2 separate regions of the Homo sapiens genome follow, and region 2 is linked to region 1. Evidence: read pairs that join two places in POLR2A ChIA-PET (ENCODE). Cell type or tissue: A673. All regions are shown on one strand. Each heading gives the region's core, and the rest is flanking DNA. Links, peaks and the distances in the headings are about the cores only. Region 1 overlaps ADAMTS9-AS2 (ADAMTS9 antisense RNA 2). Region 2 has its middle 88 kb from the start of LINC02040.

Region 1 (4,403 bases), core at 316-4,315:
CAGACATTATTCTGTCCAGCGGCTATAAAAATTCAGAAATTGTCCTTGATCTAGGTGCTGGTTAAATAGATTTGTTTAACTTGTGAAAATCTGTGGAGCAGTAAGCAATGTCTGCAGGTACCCACTGTGAAACAGTGGTAGTCTGTGGATTTCAGGAGTGGTACTCATTGGAGATCTTCACACTCTGTCATGAGTACACTTTTTTGGGAATAACATAATGTTCAAAGTAGGGGAAAGGGTCAGTGGACAGATATTGTAATGAGGATGGGACCCAAGATAAGACAATGGAAAAACAGGTAGAAAAGTATTAAAAGTAATGGCAAAAACCACGATTACTTTTGCACCAACCTAATAAGAATCTCAGAAATCAAGACTTTAGTGAGGAAGCAATTTTTGATGATAATGAAGGAACCTGCTGTTTTCAGAGGAGGGAGGTCGAGGGACATCAGTAAATAACCAGATTAATTACCTAGAATGAAGCACAGAGATCTCTGCTCACTGGGTTCAGCAAATCCATAGGCTAAACAACCAATAGGCAGTACATGAGATATTGAAGTTCTGGTTTAGGTCAGCCTGAGAACACCAGGCAGGTAACGCATTACTTCTTTCCACCCATTTCCTGCTCACAAATTGCAGATGGAAAACAGATTTTTACAAAATCAATTTTCTTGTTTTATCAAATACCAAATATAAAAGCTCATGTCCATATAATCACAGTTAATGATTCTCGAAAGCAAATTTAGAATTAGGGGCAATTACAACAAAACCTTAGCAGAGTAAGTTATAAAACAACTTATTTTCAGTTATAGGAATAATTTCCCACTGAAGGCAACTATTCTTTTTTTTTATTTTTTTAGTGTTTTTGGAAAAGGGACAAATTTAAGTAGGTAAGACAAAAAACTGAAATTCTACAAGCATTTTAGTTTCCAGTCCAAGACAGCTGTTGGGTGATATCACCCATTGTGAAAACAGCCATGCGTGGAGGGAATTGGCAGAAGAAAAGCAAGAACACTCGATATGGGGTGTGTAAACGTGCTTTCTCTGTCTCCTTTGATTTTCCTTATAGCTAGACCCACCTAAAAGTGAAGTTACATATGTGGATGTTTATATGAAGAATAAAGGACACAAGAAAGGATTCAAGAAATGAAAAACGGTGGAGGAAGATAAACATTTCAAGATTCAGATCACGTTGCTGCCCGAATTCAGAGTGTCTCTAAGGAAATAGCTAGAAGGGGTTTTCAACTCTCAGCTTCCTTCCAAGGAATAAAGAATTTGCTGTGAGCAAAAAAACTTGCCAAGAAAATGCCAATTTGTGTCACACTAACATCTTTCTTAAGGCTGAACGTGGACTTCGGAAATGTGAACCTTTGGCTCTGGTGAACACAGTCAGCCTTGAGGGTTTGAAATTAGGTTCTTCAGAAGGACGGAAGGAAATCTGAGAGATCAACTTAGACACCCACTAATTAGAAAATGCACCGACACCAGAGACTTGTTTGCAATGAGTGGTGGGGTCAACCTTTCCATGGCACCTGACGTGAACTTAGAAAAATGGAATCCCTGAAAACGTTTGGAAATGATTTTATCGGAGACAGAGAGAGACAGCAACTGCTGGAGGGAGAAAGAGAGGACAAAAGGCAAACCAAAGTGAGATGCTGTAATCGAGAAGACTTGGCGAGAACAAATGGAAGAACGTTTGAACTTGCTTGTTGCAGACAAAACAACCTTCAAAGGCTACCTTTTTCCTATTTGATGGGGTAAAATTGCTTCCACCAATGCATTATACATATTTAAAACTCTCTTTCTGCATTTATAATCTTCATAGATGCAGCTTCCTCCAAACTTAGGTAATGAATGTAAGATGATGCTCCCTTGGGGGTTGTAAAGACAATCTAAGAACAAGTCATTTCGGAGTAACAAACTTCACAGCTGGGGATACTTTCCATTGCATAAGGCACCTACCCCTAAAGCTTTCATTGTTTCACTCTTAGGCAGTTATGTCATTATTTCACTTACCTCATTGGGGAAATCATTGTTTAACAACCAAATATAAATGGGGAAATAGTCTTCTACTTTATCTTCTCTAGGATAACAGCTTCCCTCCCCCACTTCCCTCCACAGAAGGATTAGTCCCAAATGGGTGATGAATTGCTCTAAACAGTCCAACAATCCCAGAGAGAGAAATGAGAAGAAAAATAACTAGCTGATTACCAATAGGGAACAAATTGGCCACTTGAGAATTCAGTGGCTAGAATGACAAATGAGAAAATGAAAATCCTCATCAAGGGACTAGACTTGCTGATTAGTCCAAGTGCAGATGACCACTTCCCATGCCTCTCCTGCCCTGCTGTGCGATGATTTACATCTGATTGAACATTATTTTTTATTTGGGACCGGATTTCTAAAAGGGTGTTTGGAAAACTTTGAAGTACTTAATTATAACCAGGAGGCATTTGGGGGCTGAGCACTGAAATGGAAGATGCTCTGTGTTGGGCTTATGGAATGTTCATTTAGGGAAGAACCCATGTCTGCCTGGTTTGGTCTGGTTTTTCATTCCATCACCCCTTAAGGCAGCTTTCCAAGGTTTTCTGGACTCTGGAAGAAAATAAAAATGAGAAGCGTATTCTTGGCCGAGGGATCCACATTGAAGGCAGACTCCAGGATTTCAACATGTGGATAGACTGGGCTTTCTGTTAATCATCAATTACTAAAAATAGAAATAATCTGGGACTCCTTTGAAGGGAGACCATTTTTTATGAGACTTCATTTGAACCAATCTGTCAAGGGAAGTTGGGTATATAATGAACAATAGACATTCTTAGTGGTGCTAAGTCATATATGCATGAAGAAATAAAACAGGACTGTCAACCATTATCCTCCAAGTGGACATAGTCACATGAGCTACAGGAATTATGAGGAAAAGGGGAGGTGGAGATTTTGAGTCAGGTGATCAGGATAGGATTCAGAGAGAAAGGGTAATAGGACTCAGGCCTTGAAGGAGGGATAGAGCTATAGTGATTTCTGGGTGGGAATCACTTGAATGAAGAATAGTACTGATTTTTTTTTAAATGATTTGGTACAGAGTAGAATGTGTGTCTTAAGCAAAGCGTTTTTCAGTACAGGAATCTGGAAAGATGAGACAGAACATAAAATTTTACATGTATGAATGGGTCTTTAACACCAGGCAGAGAATTGGGTTTGATTCTAAAAGGACCAGAGGTACATTAAGGATTCTAAGGCAAGTTAGACTTGTTTTAGAGGTCTATTTTCCTCATCTGACAAAAAGAATCAGCAAAACAGCATTCTCTGTAACTTTTCCAACAAGTAAAATCAACATGTAAGACTGCCATTTTGATTCTTCTTTGGTTTGTGGGACCAGTGCTGTGGAAGATAAGAATGAATTAGCACAGTGCCTGGCTCTAGGACTCAACACATATTGTTAAATGCATGAATGAAGCTGAACTATATAGAACCAGAGTACTGTTTCCTAGAACAGATAAAGAAGACCTTATTACCTCAGACCTCTCAAGAGGTATCAATAGAGAATTTGATGGGGGCCCTGGTTGGAAGTTATGTGAACCTGGGCATGTAACTTCACCTTTTTGAGTCTGTATTTCATCATCTGAAAAAGCAAAGGTGAGTTTCATGAATGAGCTTTAATTACAGGAAGATTTTATGTGTATTTTTGGGGAAAGAGATGCCATACATGGCTTGTGTTGGATTCACAGGAGTCCATGATCCAAGATATGGTTAAGAACCACTGGATATTTCTTTTAAACTATAAGAGTCTGTGACTCTGAGACTCCAGGGATGATTTTCCTCCCTGGAAGGACAATTGGAATATCAGACCTCACAGCCCTGCCAATTTTGTTACCTTGTAGGAGGCCTGTGGCTGATTGATTTGACTGAAATGAGGAGGAGAGGATGTTCTTAACTGTCAACCCAGCCTCAGATTCCTCAGCAATTTAAGAACTATTATTGATCTGATCAGCCATTCTGGAACATAATTGACCATTGAAAGAGGCAAATCATTGAAAGGCAGCTGTTCCCAACAGAACATGACACTGGCAACATGGTAGCCTCTGACACAGCCCTTTCTGTAGAATGTTTCCTCTCTCTTCTTCCTTTTTTCAAGTGGGCATGTTCATAGTGGACTCTGTCATAAGGTTATCAGAAAGAATAACTAGTTAAAGATGGGGAAAGCATTTGGTAAGATGAGATACACTTCTGCTCTTAAGGCTATTCTTCAAAACAATATGCAATGATATTTTTGTTGAATGGATACACTCAGCAGTCACTCTGATTTGGAGACTTGTCAATGATGTAATGCTTGCCAGTTAACATGAGCAGTTATAATGAAAATGTTATAGCCCTAGAAGCTATTGTCAGTATAAAACTCTAGCACA
Region 2 (4,403 bases), core at 148-4,147, 130 kb after region 1:
TAGTTTCTGACTTAGTAGGTCTGTGTTTGGACTTAAGAATTTGCATTTCTAACCAGTTCCCAGATGATGCTGATACTGCTGGGATGGAGACTATACTTTGAGCACTGTTGCTCTAAGGGGTATTTGGTTGAGGGAGAAAGACTTCATCATGTTGTATTTTACATCTCTTGGAGATAATCCTCTGCTTAAGAAAAATAATTACTAACTTATATAGATACAATATGAGGCCTGCCAGAAAGTGTCTCTCATCCTGCCTTAAAATATCAACATACTCTCTAGGATGGGTAACATTCAGCCACCCACAGCCATTCACATGTGGGATCTGATGGAATGGGACAGAGGACAGGTAAGTTGTTGTTGTTGTTTTAATAGCCTTTACTTTTTAGAGCAGATTTAGGTCCACAGAAATATTGAGCACAAATACAGAGCTCCTGTATACCTCCTATCCCACCTCATTCCAACAGTTCTCACTGTCAACATCCTCCACCGGACTGGTACATTTGTTGCAATTGATGAACCTCCATTGATACATCATTATCACCCAAAGTCCATAGTATATGTTAGTGTTCACTCATGTTGTACATTCTATGGGTTTGGACAAATGTATAACAACATGTATCCACCATGATAGTATCATACAGAATAGTTTCACTCCCCTAAAATCCTCTGTGTTCTGTCGATTCATCCCTCCCTTCCCCCAACCCATGGTTTTGCCTTTTCCAGAATGTCATATAGTTGGAATTCTATAGTGTGTATCGTTTCCAGATTGGCTTCTTTCATTTAGCAGTTTGCATTTAAGATTCCTTCATGGTTTTTTGTGGCTCGATCGCTCATTTCTCTTTGTTGCTGAATAATATTCTGTTCCCTGGATGTACCATTGTTTATTTATCAATTGACTTACTGAAGGACATCTTAGTTGTTTCCAAGTTTTGGCAATCATGAATAAAGCTGCCATAAACATTTATGAGCAGGTTTTTGAGTGGATTTAGATATGTACTTTTTAACCATTTGGCAAAAACATTCCTATAACTTGTATTTTTGTGTATTTCACAATGAAACATCTTTATATTTTAATTTTTTTGTTTTATTAACTAAACTTTTTTGGTTTTTTAAGTTGGTAAAATGATATATAATTATCATGTACACCATGATGTTTTGAAGTATACATACATTGTGAAATGACCAGTTCTAGCTAATTAACACATTTTATTGGCTCTCATAGTTATTTTTGTGGTGAGAACACAGCATTCACCCTCTTAGCAATCTTCAAGAATATAATATATTTTTATTAACTGTAGTCACCATGTTGTACAATAGATCTCTTGAACTGATTTCCATGTAACTGAATTGAGACATTTTTAAATGAGCTAATATATGCAAAGCATAGTACGTGGCACATATCAAAGCTTAATAATGCTACCAGACAGGTAAGTTTTGACAACATAGACTTGAAAGGAAAAGCAAAACGTGAAGCCAGGGTGTGCTATCTTGAGTATATTATTGAGGAATCAGAGGTAATATACAAAATATTGACACTCTAAGGGATGGAGGTGCTAATGGTAAGATGAGAACCACTACAGAGGAATTTTTTACTCATCAATTCAAGAAGCACATCTCATTCATACAGACAATAACACCCTACCATTTAATTGACATGATGATTAAAGTTGCCTCCAGTTTCCTGGGTCTGGTTTCAATACATGTTAAAAAAAAAAAAAAAAAAGCCTGAATATATTTCTTGTCTATGAAAGGGCATTTTTCCAGATTCATGACCTTTTTGTCTACTAGAGACATACATGGCAAGAGTGAAAGGAAGTATTGTGAAAGAGACAATTTCTTTGAAATCCATATGTGGATAGAAAGTGCAGCATTATCTGTGAGAACAATGATATATGTACATAGGTACACATACATGTGATTTTTTTTTTCCAAAGGTTTGAGTTGTCAGGCTAAATGCTACAGAACAAGAGGGCTTGTGGAGCTAGGTTATAAAACCGTGAGACGCAGAAAGGAGTAGTACACAGGTTGGCATTTGGATAGCTTTCCTCCAAGATCAAGTAGAATGAATTTCTGACATCAAGAGGCCATTTTGCTCTGCTCTGGAAATAGCCTTACACTAACACCAAGTAACAGCATAACAAGTTGCATAATATCCAGCCTTAAAGACAAATGCAAGTGATTTGGAAAGTCATTTAGGAGTTGGTTATCTATAATATCAGCTATCTAAATGGCCTATTCCTTAACCTCGCCCAAGTCATTAAAAGTTAGCTGGTTTTCTAAGCTAATGGCCCACAGGTGTGATTTGTTCAACCTGCATCTCTTGCTGCTAGTTATTGTGCCTTTAAATGTTGAACTCGAATGAGTCAAATGGAGCACTCAGTCTCCTGTGTGCAACCTTGCCCACTGGCCTCTGATATCTTTTGCCTGGACTGGGTGAAACCTTTAAGTCACTGACCAATCCCTTGGAAAGACTTGAGTTTTTGACCCTTGCTATATAGTTTACCAAGTTTCTCTTCAACAACAGCATTATTTTCCTATTAATCTAACTGCCTCTTATTTTTTCCTCATCTCGCTAGTGAAAGGCCAGGTTTTTCCATAAGAATTTAATTGTTCCTGGGTGGATGATATAATAGTATGTGAAACTTAGGGAGGAAATGGTTCTCGATGAAAGCACAGAATTACTTTCTGGCATGGTTCACAGTACAGTCCATATTATTGACCTCTTTGGGAAGGGCTTGAAAATTTTGAGCTCAATAAATAAAACGGGTCAAATCTGTGAAGTAACTTGATTTTTAGCAACAGAAGCATATTACCACCGGACACAAATTAGCTTAGAGAATACATTAAATTTTAGGAGGTACAGAAGGGGCTTTTTTTTTTTTTGACAAAAGAAGGCTGGGAGAATGTGAAATACCCGAGGCATGTTCATTTTTATTCTGTAATGAATAGGAAATCTACTGCAGTAAAAGCAGAATTAATGATTCAAAAACAGCTGGAGATATTGAAACAGAAATTAAACCTACTTACCTAACTCTTAAAACTGGCAAAAGGGCAAGGCAGGCTGAAAGCCAGCACCTGAAGAGGGGTGGAATGTGGATGTTAAAAATCTGTGACCAGTCATTTGCAGGACATTCACATACAGCTACGGTAAAGCCCACAAGTAGCAAATCTCACTAATTAGGAATAACGGGGTGATGGCCACTTGAAATCACTGGAAAACCTGAAGTGTGGACACTTTTTAAGGACACGTAGTCGTGCTGCTTTCAAGACAGAGACTAACAACAAATGACTTTAAAAGGACTGCAAGGTCCCACTGGAGCTGCTAAGAGATAAAAATCATTTGCACTTAGCACATTCTTTATAGGCCAGGGGCTGGTGCTTGGGTTGTACCAATCACTTTAAAACAGTTTGATTTTAAAAAGCTATGCATACCTCCTGCTATCTTATCTATGCTGTTCATTTGACCATTTTTTCCAAAAATGGTAGAAAAGTTTACTTTAGTCCAAGCGCTTTCCTGAGTGACAAATTCACGTTGATAGTATATGTCATATTGAAATGGTCCCAATGATCTTAGAAATTCTTACTGTTACAGTTGGGGAAAGGCTGAAAATTGGAACATATGTATGTATGTATGCACATGTGGGTGTGTATGCATATGTGTATAAGGCCCATATTTGCCATCTTCTATGTCGCTCTAAGTTGTTTTTTTTTTTTTAATTGAATTCTAGGAGGCAAGTATGCAAACTTGAGCCTTAAACAATTGATTTTCTGGTTTTTCTTTTTCAGGGTATTGGGAAGATATAGGAATCATGACCAGGGCTTTTCTTCACTAGTAAATTTTGCTGGCGGATTTTAAGCAAATAGAAAATTCATCTGGCAGCTCTGTTTTACCATCACATATATATCTTCAAACTTATTCTGGATAGAAAAACAACATTTATGTCCAAACCCATTTCAACATCCGCTCTTAACCAAAAGAGGTCTTTATAGAATTTCCAAGGCTAAAGCACTTATTTCCATACTTAGTGACTTTCATGAGACAGGAGCCTATGAAAGAACACACTAATTCCAGGATATTTGTGAACATCTATGCATTTGGGGGCCAAGGTACAAATGGATTGTATATTTGCTAGATGAAACTCCCTGAGATTCCCTCAGGAGGAAGGAAAAGAACTTATATCAAGTGCATTCCCAGTGTCAGTCCCTGAATAAGCTTTAGGTTTGAAATATATTAAATGGTGTCGCTATTTAAAAGTAGTCCATGCCCCCTCCTACTTAATTTCTCTACTTAGCATTTATCATTTTCCACTATAAAATACTTATTTTGTCTATTTTCTGTCTCCTTCCACCAAAATATAAGCTTCATGTGGGTAAGGATTTTGCCTGTTTCTTATTGCTCAGTC

What was found. ChIA-PET counts read pairs that join two places held together with the same protein. Peaks named below come from ENCODE experiments on the same cell type or tissue, not always from the same donor. Only the 100,000 strongest peaks of a DNase experiment are listed, where the experiment ranks them.
Region 2: POLR2A ChIA-PET joins it to region 1 with 7 read pairs; 3 of 35 experiments call an interaction of 5 or more read pairs at or near these places.

The regions. Positions count from the first base shown.
Region 1 is chr3:64,955,830-64,960,232 of GRCh38, forward strand. All of the region lies in intron 4 of ADAMTS9-AS2 (ADAMTS9 antisense RNA 2), which reads left to right. The region is part of intron 1 of LOC105377124 (a long non-coding RNA gene); the gene reads right to left. Among named protein-coding and RNA genes, the nearest start is that of LINC02040, 220 kb to the right of the region's middle. RefSeq lists a silencer at 3,352-3,552. In A673, for the core only: no CTCF peak of the experiment used is centred there; a DNase peak (open chromatin) is centred at 1,892.
Region 2 is chr3:65,084,695-65,089,097 of GRCh38, forward strand. No RefSeq gene overlaps it. Among named protein-coding and RNA genes, the nearest start is that of LINC02040, 88 kb to the right of the region's middle. In A673, for the core only: no CTCF peak of the experiment used is centred there; no DNase peak of the experiment used is centred there.